Regions from separate parts of the Homo sapiens genome. Here region 2 is linked to region 1. A link is a loop called in an ENCODE intact Hi-C map of the cell type or tissue named here. Cell type or tissue: heart right ventricle. All regions are shown on one strand. Links, peaks and the distances in the headings refer to the core of each region. The heading gives the core; the rest is flanking DNA.

The links. A loop is a pair of places that touch in the nucleus more often than their neighbours do. Peaks named below come from ENCODE experiments on the same cell type or tissue, not always from the same donor. Only the 100,000 strongest peaks of a DNase experiment are listed, where the experiment ranks them.
Region 2: a loop joins it to region 1, with 1.9 times the contacts of the local background. A loop is called at or near these places in 4 of 110 quality-filtered maps.

What each region holds. Positions count from the first base shown.
Region 1 is chr7:18,442,579-18,447,974 of GRCh38, forward strand. It overlaps a transcript of HDAC9 not described here. Among named protein-coding and RNA genes, the nearest start is that of HDAC9, 50 kb to the right of the region's middle. In heart right ventricle, for the core only: no CTCF peak of the experiment used is centred there; no DNase peak of the experiment used is centred there; H3K27ac peaks cover 568 bases.
Region 2 is chr7:18,386,946-18,392,341 of GRCh38, forward strand. It overlaps a transcript of HDAC9 not described here. Among named protein-coding and RNA genes, the nearest start is that of HDAC9, 110 kb to the right of the region's middle. In heart right ventricle, for the core only: no CTCF peak of the experiment used is centred there; a DNase peak (open chromatin) is centred at 3,147; H3K27ac peaks cover 3,142 bases.

The sequences.
Region 1 (5,396 bases), core at 172-5,171:
CCTCCATTGTCTGAAATACTGTACTACAGTTGTCCTCAGAGTTATCTGAACTGACCTATGTCTGTATTAAATTTTATCTTTTTGAGTGAAAGGAGTTTATACTGTCTTACTACTTTACAATATCTATTTGTAATTCTTTAGACTCTAGTGTCATGGAAAAGCTGTATTTTTTCTTCTCTCTGAGGTTTTCAGTGGTTGGATAGTCAAGATAGCGCCTGGTTAATTAGCAGCTGGTTTGTCTACCTCCCCAGAGGAATATTCAGTCCTAGCCCAACCACAAAAGCACAGCTTCAAACAGGGAAGGTGACTTTGTTGTGAGTCTAATAAGATCACAAGGGGCTATATTTGGGGCTTCAACTACAGTGGATGGCCTAGGCATCCAGGCTGATAGCTGATTGACTCCTAATAATCTGAATTATTCTCTCAAAACAACACAACTCAATGGGAGCTACTGATTTGCTAGGGTATCATAAACAGAAAGAGAATTAATAGTAGTCTCTGCCCTGATACAAATCCACTTCCACTGAATTGAAACAAACTCAGTAATCATAAACTAGCCAGGAATGGTGAAGACCTACTTTGACCTAAATTGGCTTATTGACTTGAGTTTTTTTTTCTGAAGAAAATACCTCTTATTGCTTATGATTATAAATTTCCACAGGGATTAGATAAATTATATTTTATCATTAATTTTGTGTACGTGGCAACATGATTGGGGAAAATTATCTAGTGATTAAATGTAACTGTATTTGCTTTGCTAGAAAATTACACCAAAGAAGACCAATGGGTAAGTAGTCTCACCTCTCTTGTAAATACCAGATTGGAAACTGGGTGTGTTCTAGGAAGAACACACATGCACCTCATAAAAGTAAATAGAATTAAATCAACAAGAAGTAAGCACTAATTATACCATAGGGTGAATAGTTTTTAAAAAGTCTTGTCTTTTCAATTGTTAGTTATGGTCCATTCTAAAAAACATGTTATGCTCTTATAACAGTGAGGAGATCCTCAGGGGATGAATATTAGTAAACCCTCAAGACATCTTATATATGAATATTTGGTTTAAAACTAAATATTTAACTCTTTGTGTTAAATAGCAGAGTACCACCCTTCATTTGTAAAATAGAATTCAAGATCATAAATATGTGTTGGATGACAGTAGAACCCGTTTTAATTTGTACACACACAAACATTATGTTCTTTCTCTCCCTCTCTGTGTGTGTGTGTATATATATACATATATATATACACATTTGTATAAACATTTGTATATACATTTGTATAAACATATATACATTTGTATAACATTTGTATATACATTTGTATAAACATACATTTGTATTATATATATGTATATATATGTATGTATGTATGTATATATGTATGTATGCATGTAAGCATATATGTGTGTATGTATGTATCTGTCTATCTGAAGGAGAAAAGTTTCATGCTGGCCACTACTAACAAAGGTGATTTGCAACTGGGCATGGTGGCTCATGCCTGTGATCCCAGAACTTTGGGTGGCCAAGGTGGGTTGATCACCTGCGGTCAGGAGTTCAAGACTAGCCTGACAAATATGGTGAAACCCCTTCTCTACTAAAAATACAAAAATTAGCCAAGCGTGGTGGCGTGTGTCTGTAGTCCCAGCTACTTGGGAGCCTGAGATAGGAGAATTGCTTGAACCTGGGAGAAGGAGGTTGCAGTAAGCCATGATCATGCCAATGCTGCACTACAGCCTAGGTGACAGAGTGAGACCCTGTCTGAAAAAAAAAAAAAAAAAAAAAAAAAAGAGTGATGTGCTATCAACATCAATAATGAAGTACATGTCTCAATAGACATCTCAGTTTGTATTTTCTACACACTCAGTTACATATCTTGTAAATAAAAGGGGAAAGGTAGATTAGTATTTTTTATCCCCCGACCACTGTATATCCCATACTCATCTTAGTACTTAAATGGCTATTTCCAAATACATTCATTTTCTTAAGCATATGGGATGAGTTGATGGTATCCTAGATACAAAGGAGTCTCATTATTTTATTTTGCCAGAACTTTTTTCTTCCCCACAGGTTTATAGTTTCATAGTTCTTTATAGTATGCTACGCCCAAAGGAGGCATGAATACCGAAATAAAAAAGTGCCAATGTTAAGATACATGTTTTGCACCAGAATATAAATTTTCGCATTGGTTGACTGATAACACTGTTGTATTGTCATTTTTCTCAAAGTAAGGTCTTACTAAGCCTGTTCTTGACCATTACCATCAAGTACCATTACCATCAAGCTATTTATAATCTTTGTATTTAGTTTCTATGTACTAGCAATAGAAAATATTATCTTTCTCATCTCTTTCATTTAGTGACTAAATTTCCCTAGAATATACAAGTGATCTAAGACCCAGGGCTGGAAATGGGAGGTACATGTGAGTTTCTCAAATTATGCAAGAGCTTTATCATACTATGGCCTGAAAAATTCCTGCATAGTGGCCATTGTCTGTCTTATAGAAAGGCAGGAGTTTGCATTCACCAAATAAACGAAACAAGAATTCACAGCTGCAGAAAATTGAATTACACATTTTCTTAAGACAATAGTCATATCATGGCAACAGATTACCTACTTAATCAACTGTAATCAACTTTTAGTAATTGTGAAGGTAAAGTTAGTTCTATTAGCTCAACTCAAAACTTCCTTTAAGTAGTAAAATAAATCTAATTACATTGAGTTAACTTTTTTGATGACTATAGTTTTCTACTATAGGCTATTTTTCAATGAGTTGAATAATTTGCTTATATATTTATATTTTTTTATGATAGTGTTAATCAACTTGACATATCAAGAGGATAATAATTTTCTGCTCATTAAATAATATCCCTAACTATATTGTCAAAGTACTCAAAATTTAATGCTGAAATATGTAGGGGCTGAGCGGCCTCTGTGATTGTTTCAGATTGCATCTTCCATTGTTGAAAGAATTACCTGTGATATCAATTAATGTTCATAGAATTTTCGGAGCCAATTTTAATGAAAAGTTAAACCCAGTACTGTTTATCAGTGCCAGTAATTGCTCTCCTGTATGTTATAACCAGGCCTATCTATTCCCAAATGCCCCGAGGCAGAGCTGTTTATAGATAGCCATGAAAACAATGTTTTGAAACTTCAGCTTGCCTGAATCAAAAACCTCCTTTTATGCATGGTTAGTTAAATCAGCCAAAAAGATAGTTGACAGCAATATTTGAAAATATCCTGAAAATGGTTTGACCTTTTCATTAGGTGCTAGAAATAAAAGCAGAGAATTAAAAGAAGACTTCTATTTAACCTTTTGAACAAAAACCGGTTTACAAGTCAAACATATCTTAGGATTGTGCGTGAGCTGCTGATGACATAGACACTCATTTGCTCCTTAAAGAACAAAATTTGAGCACAAGGAAAGAAAACCTTTCTCTGGAACAAGTAAGCTCTATTTAAAAAGTGTAGGTCTCTATTTAAAGAGAGTAGGGCTGGCAAAGGCCTTTGTCGTCTGGCCAGCAAAGAGGATAATGTGCAGAGACATTTAAATTCAGTGGGACAAACACTACCCTTTGTTGGCTCCCACACTCTCAGACACACACACAGAACTTCCACTAAAGTGAGAGAACTGTATCTAATTTGGAATTCAGAAGATGGCCAAAAATAAATAGTTTATTGTCATATTCAGATATTATATTCATGGTTTTCTAGGTTGGTGTGTATGACATCACTGCTTTAAACCCAGCCATGCATCAGCATTGGTCACTGTTCTTTCTCATGCCTAGTCGGGGGGTGGGTTTAAAAGAAGAAAGTGTTGAGCATAGATTTGACAGGACTTGAAAACTGGGAAAGGTTTAGGGATACACTTTTGAGTTGAATCTTTTCCTTTTTGCTAATGCTGCTTCTCATATAACGTATATTCAAATATATTAGGTTTTTTAATTACAAAAGTAATACTTGCTTATTGTTTTCAAATATATTATGGGTAAGCTGTTTTTTAAAAAGTGAAACTGTCTTTCTGCCTCTATGTCCACATCCTCAGCAAAAGCACTGTTGATATAGTTTTTTTCAACCTTTTTGCTATGCATTTACAAATATACACGTTCTTTTGTGTGTGCGTAGATGTAGAACATATATTCCAAGTGTCATTGAGAACAACATATATTTTCCTGCAAGATGCATTTTTTGAAAAAAACTTGGAAATATCAAGGGCTGCCTTCTGTGTTAAAAGCTATAAATACTTTCAACAGATTATCCACAGTTGTACATTATCCACAATGTAAGTGTAACATGATTAATTTTTTTCCTAAGGTTGGATATTTAGTTTCTCTAAAATTTTTCACTACTATGAAAAAAAGATTCAACGTATATCTAAGTATATGCTAATCAATAAATGCTTGTGACCATGTGAGCTTTACATTAAAAACAAAAAGTTTTGAATATTTGGGTAAATGTTGAATTCCCATCTTGATAGATTCTTTCAACCCTAAAAATAAGATAGGATTACTGACGTCTTTAAAATAATGGAAATATTTATTGGCCCTAGTGTATCTGTGGTATCATTGACCTTTTAAAAAATCCAAATCTAGATATGAGTCAGTGGTGTGAAAACAAAAAATAACAGAGAGTTTAAAATTATTTATGATGAAATATACTGACACCTAAAATAACCCCCATGTGAAGAAATATTTCACACTTTATTTTAATATATTTTTTATATTTTACAGAAACACTTATATATCGCTTACCACAATTATGGTCACTAATATTAACCTTTTTCATTTACCATTTTTTTACTTCAGAGATAAAAATAAAACCAATAAAGTTATGCTGCTTATAAAACAGAAGACCTTGAGATGTGTCTAGTTTTATTATATTGTTGTGGAGCCATTTGTATTGTTAGCCCATGTAGAGGAAAAACAGAAATGCAGCCACGTCCATAATTCCTTTTATTCATGTGTAGGTTATAATTTGAAATACATCAGATTAATGATCTTAGTCATGCAAATTTAATTTATAAAGTTGAGATTATTTTCACCAATACCTAAAACATCTGTATTCAGAGTTTTTGTTAACTATGCTTTATTATCCAGGCTGAATATTGTAGCAAGAACTTTATAGTTAACTGTCATATACATCTCAGAAGACTGGCATACATTTTGTGAAATCTATGAATTTGATTGCTTAAAAACTCCTTTGGCTCCTATAGTGTATGTATTCCTATTAGAATATACAATTGAAAGAACACAACTAGAGCGTATACAAAGGGGAGTGGTTAAATCATAGAGGACCCTGTCACCCACGCTGTAGTGGAGTGGCATGATCTCTGCTCACTGCAGTTCTGCCTCCTGGGTTCAAGCAATTCTCCTGCCTTAGCTTCCCTAATAGCTG
Region 2 (5,396 bases), core at 190-5,189, 56 kb before region 1:
TCACCTCCCGCAATGTGGCAGCTCATCAGTGTTTTTATGTCTTTGTAACCCTCTTGGGTCTGGCCTTTCATGAAGATTGCCAGTCTCAGATCTGCCTAGTTCTGCTGATAGATAAGGAATATGGAGCTTCCATTTCTGAGGATAAAAGAAGATTCGAAGAGGAAGAGTATCTCCTGCTCAAAGAGGGCTTGTCTCTCTTTGCTTTAAAAAGCTCCCATTTTTATAAGTTGAATCTTTTCTATGTTTCAGCATGGGCTGGATCAAGGGGGGAATCTACCCTGCCACAGCTTTCTGTCCATCACTATTCTTGTTCTATTTATGTGTAGATTTTCAGCCAATATAATATGTTGGTACCCAGTGAGGAGTTTTGCATATAAAAAGGGCTCAATTAAATGCTGGATTCATAATCCTGCCCATTTAAAAAAAGTCCCACATTTTATTCTCTTTTGCTATTATAGAATCTGAGTACAATTAAAGCTTTCTCCAAATTGCCTGTGTTGTATTTCTCAGTCAGAAGCTTGCAAAGAATATTTTAAACAGTTGTCGTGTGGGCTTTTCCCGAAATGCCATGTCACTCCAAAAGTGATACTCTGCTATTTTGACTACTCATAGAAAATGAGGAAGGAGGTAGGCTGAACAGAGAGAAATTCCAACTGAAGTAGTACTCCTAGCCAAGCCAGTGGTATAGCACCATTGCTCATCTTTAGAATTTTAGAAATAACTAAGGCAGTATGTACTTTTAAAAACCTTTTATTTCAGTGGCAAAATAAATGATTAAATAATAATATCAGTTGGTATAGGGATAAGCGAATAAAACATCTCATTTCTTGATATTTTTTATATGAATTCCAATAGTGTGATGTGGTTATAGTCTTTGTTGGGGACTGTGTTTGTGACAGTAAAGCAATAAATTTTATTATGTCATTATGTGAAAAACATCTTAACATTTTTTGTGTGTCTTAAAGTAGGTTACAGAGGACAAAATAATCTGTGGAGAGAAAAAAAAAAGAAAAAAGCTTTCCATTCACGTTAGATTGCAGTAACCCAGTGATTTCTTGTACTTTAAATAATTTCTGAAATTTTAGTTTTAAATTCTAGTAAGAATATTTTTAAATTATACATAGGATCTATGTGGGCCCATCTTATCCAGGAGAGAGTTTATTTCACATATTCATGTAGGCTTGTTTTACAAAAACGACGTAAATGTTATGACTAAAAAACACCCTGCTATATTTGTACGTGTGGCTAAGATAATCAAATAAGACCATTCCCAAGTTGTCCCTAGAGTATTTTATTTATGTTCCCAGTACCCCTGCCATGACTCCCTGAGAGGTTCTCCCTTGACACTGATCCTCCTTGAGCACATCTGAAGTAGCTGGTAGGGAAGGTGTCCACAGTGAGGGCTGTGTAGCTTTCAGAGCCCCCATCCCTTCCATGTAAGTCTGAAGCCCCAATATTGTTTTGTGCAGCCTGTGAGGATAGAGGAGAAGGGAAGGAGGAAGTATTTTTGAGAACTAGTTTCACAGTGCTTTTTTGAAATTTTAATCAGAGAGTTTGCTTTTTTAAACCATAGACTTGTAGTTTCTTAGTACTTTAGTTCCCTCAGAAATTTAACAGGTTCTGATATATTGCTTCTAGTCAGTTCCGTGACCAGGAAACACATGAAAAGTTGTTCTAAATGTAGTTCCTAACTCTGCTCTTTTTCTTTCTTTCCATGCCCCGTGCTTCTTTCTCTACTCAGTGGTGGCCACCTTGAGTCCATCTGAAACAACAGACTGGGGGAATTGGTGGGGTGGCTTTATTCTTAGCTACAATACTATTTTTGTTACAGAACTAAGTCTTTTGTGAATTGGGAATTTTAATGGAATTTTGTTTTTCAAAGCTTTTATATTTATTTTTGCTCTTTGGGAATCAGATGCAGTGTAATTTTTCAGCTCTTCAAAGTATCAAATTTCTTGACACTCTCATTCCTTTTCATTTCTAGTTAATTTTTGTCTGAACTAACCTTTTTCTTGTCGTACCTTGCAGTCAGTGGCAAAAATCAACAATATATAAGAACATCATGGCCTCTTGAACCCTCTTGTTCGCTGAAGCTGCAGTTTCACTAGGCAATTGGATTGCCTTTCGAATAGCTGTAGGCTTTAGTTTTACTGAATGTTTTTTCATTGGTATGAGTTGCCAGTATTCCAGCTTGTTTTGTCTGTTTTTTTGCTACCTGATTTTGGCCACTAAGCTAATACTTAAGTGTTGAGCCTTTGTTACAGTCCCAATTCATTTCAAGTTGTCAATTCACTTTCTCTGTTAAGCTAGGCTAGGAGTAGTAGCACAGAGACCACAAAATAATCAGTGGATAATCACAATAATATTTTATTTCTCATTCACGTAAGAGTCCTGGAGTTATAGGCATTTAGGACAGCACAGCAGCTCTCCTGTATTCTTCAGGGCCCTGTAGTGATGGTAGCTTCGAAATCAGCACATGGCTTCCAGTGTTGCTCAGGATGTCTGCATCCCAGGCACTAGAAGGGAAACAGCATCTGGACGAGTGCTCATGGTCATTCTGTAAAGGCTAGATCTGAAATGGCACTTGTTACTTCTACTCACATTCTGTTGGAGACAAGGTTGTCACTTTACCTAACTGCAAGGGAGGCTGGGTTGTATATGGTAGGAGGAGAGAAACATTAGTGGCTGGCTTGTGGTCTCTGCCACAAGATGATGGGAAGGAATTTATGTATGTCAAGTATATGCATAAGCAAAAAGAAAATGTTTACCTTAAAGACAGTTGGACTTAATGATTAGATGATAAGGGACCAAAATATGGAAAAGGAACTGTGAACTAATCATTAATATCATGTGATACTCTGAAAGAGATAACTATTTTGATTTTCTAAAAATGCAGCAAAGGCAAAGAGGGGTTAATAAAAGTTGGCTTCTGGGATTGTATACTTTAGAGAGTGTGTGACTTCCTGAGGATACAGTTTTATATTTATTTTGGCATTTTGTGAACATGACTAACATGTTCTCCATACGCATCAATTAGTGTAGTTGTTCTGAAAAAATAAGATATTTTTAGATCTCAGTTGTGTTTGACCCTAGAGAAAGACAACACACACACACACACACACACACACACACACACACACACACACACACGTCGTAGAGAAGGGAAGTAATGGGGGATGAGGCAAGGGGTGAGAACTGAACATTTATTTGTTCAAAGGTTTGACCGTGATTTTCTTGGCTTTTGTTAGGAAGAATATAGCTAGATTTAAAAGTAATTCTCGGATAATGACTAGACACAATTCAGTAGTGTTTGCATGGCTCTTGGCAACTGATCACTCCCTGGAATACACTGAGAGAGCTGGAGAGGGGGTTTCAGTGCCTGCTCTTAGGTTTTTCAGAATTATGGCTGAGATCCCAGTAGGTCAGCAAGGTCTGTCTCTCACAGCAACCATTGGTTCCTAGAAACCCTTAGGGTTTACTTATGTTCTTGAATGTTTGGTTTTATTCTTAGTTCCTGTTTTTCCTTCCTGTCACATCCTAGACCAGGCCACTTTGCATGTCATTCTTGAGTTCTGTAGTAGTTTGGTACAGGCTACTCCTCTCTTTCCACTTCAGTATATTCTGTGTCCGGCTTTTTCCTGCTCATAAAACCTTAAATTACTGTACGTTGTTCAAAGGATATATTTCAGTCTGTGCCTAGACAAAGCCTAGTCCAGCAGCCAGAAGTCTTCAGTTCTGGCCCCAGTTTTGCCACTAACTAGCTGCATGGCCAAGGAGAAGTGACTTATGAGAATATATCTGTCCCCAGCTTCTCTGTGAAACAATAAGCATTCTAAGGAAGATTAGAAAACATTGTGTTTGGGCTGGGCATGGTGGCTCACGCCTGTAATCCCAACAGTTTGGGAGGCCAAGGCAGGCAGATCACTTGAGGTGAGTAGTTCAAGACCATCCTGGCTAACATGATGAGATCCTGTCTCTACTAAAAATACAAAAATTAGCCAGGCATGGTGGCACACACCTGTAGTCCCAGCTACTAGGGAGACTGAGGTGGGAGAGTTGCTTGAACCCGGGAAGTGGAAGTTGCAATGAGCCAAGATTGTGCCATTGCACTCCAGCCTGGGCAATAGAGTGAGACTCCATCTCAAAGAACAAAGTTCAGCCAGGCGCGGTGGCTCATGCCTGTAATCCTAGCACTTTGGGAGGCTGAGGTGAGCAGATCACCTGAGGTCAGGAGTTCGGGACCAGCCTGGCCAACATGGTGAAACCCCGTCTCTACTAAAAATACAAAAATTATCCGGGCATGGTGGCACGTGCCTGTAATTCCAGCTATGTGGGAGGCTGAGGCAGGAGAATCACTGGAACCCGGAAGGCAGAGGCTGCAGTGAGCCGCTATCGTGCCACTGCATTCCAGCCTGAGCGATGGAGCGAGACGCCATCCCCCCCCCAAAAAAAAAAGAAAGTAAAAAAGAAGAGAGAACATTGTGTCCTACATCCTTTTCTTGGCCATCTGAAGTTGTATAGTGATATATTTTAGATGTTTCGGGAAATCCTGTCACAAAGTGACCTGTTTACCTGCATTAAACCTTGCATAGCCTTCACCAATTGGCCAGCAAAACCTTTTGTTCACATAACATATTAACATTCCACCTCCACACAAATAGTGTTACCCAGAAGACACACTTAGAAATAATGAACTATGTTGAGGATACTAGAGAGCTTCTGAAAATGTCTCCACTTTTTCATCTTTATCACCTATTAAGAATGGCAGCTTTGAAGTAAGATGCCTGGATATAAACCCCTCACTTAGTACACAGACAATTTTGGGCAAGTTACTTAATCTTTTTGCTCTCTGGTTTCTTCTTCTGTCAAATGAGGGCAATAGAAGTTTTTACCATGGGGTTATTTACAGGATTCCATGAGTTCACACAGGCCTAGTGCTCACAGCAGAGCCTGGTATGTAGTAAGCATTGCCCATTATCAATAGGCACTTTGCCTATCTCCTCCATGGTGCCTTTCACTTTCCCACACTTTACTTTTACTTGTATCTTTCCCTTATGTAAAATGACCTCCTCATCCTCATAATTTAACTAGCAATTTCTTTAATGAGGTGAGCAAGACACAGTGAAAAGAGAGAAGTTTTGAGTCACACAGATTTGTATTCTCATTCTAGAATGACCATTTACAAGTTGTATTACCTGAGTGAGTTACTCAGCCTATCTTGACCTTAGATTCCCTGGCAATCTGGGATTATTATAATATGATCCACAAGTGTGCTGTGAACCTTCAGGTACATGATTATACATTCTCTTTCTATCTCTGTCTCTGTCACTCTCTCTCTCTCTCTGTCTCTCTCTCTCTCTCTCTCTCTCTCACACACACACACACACACACACACA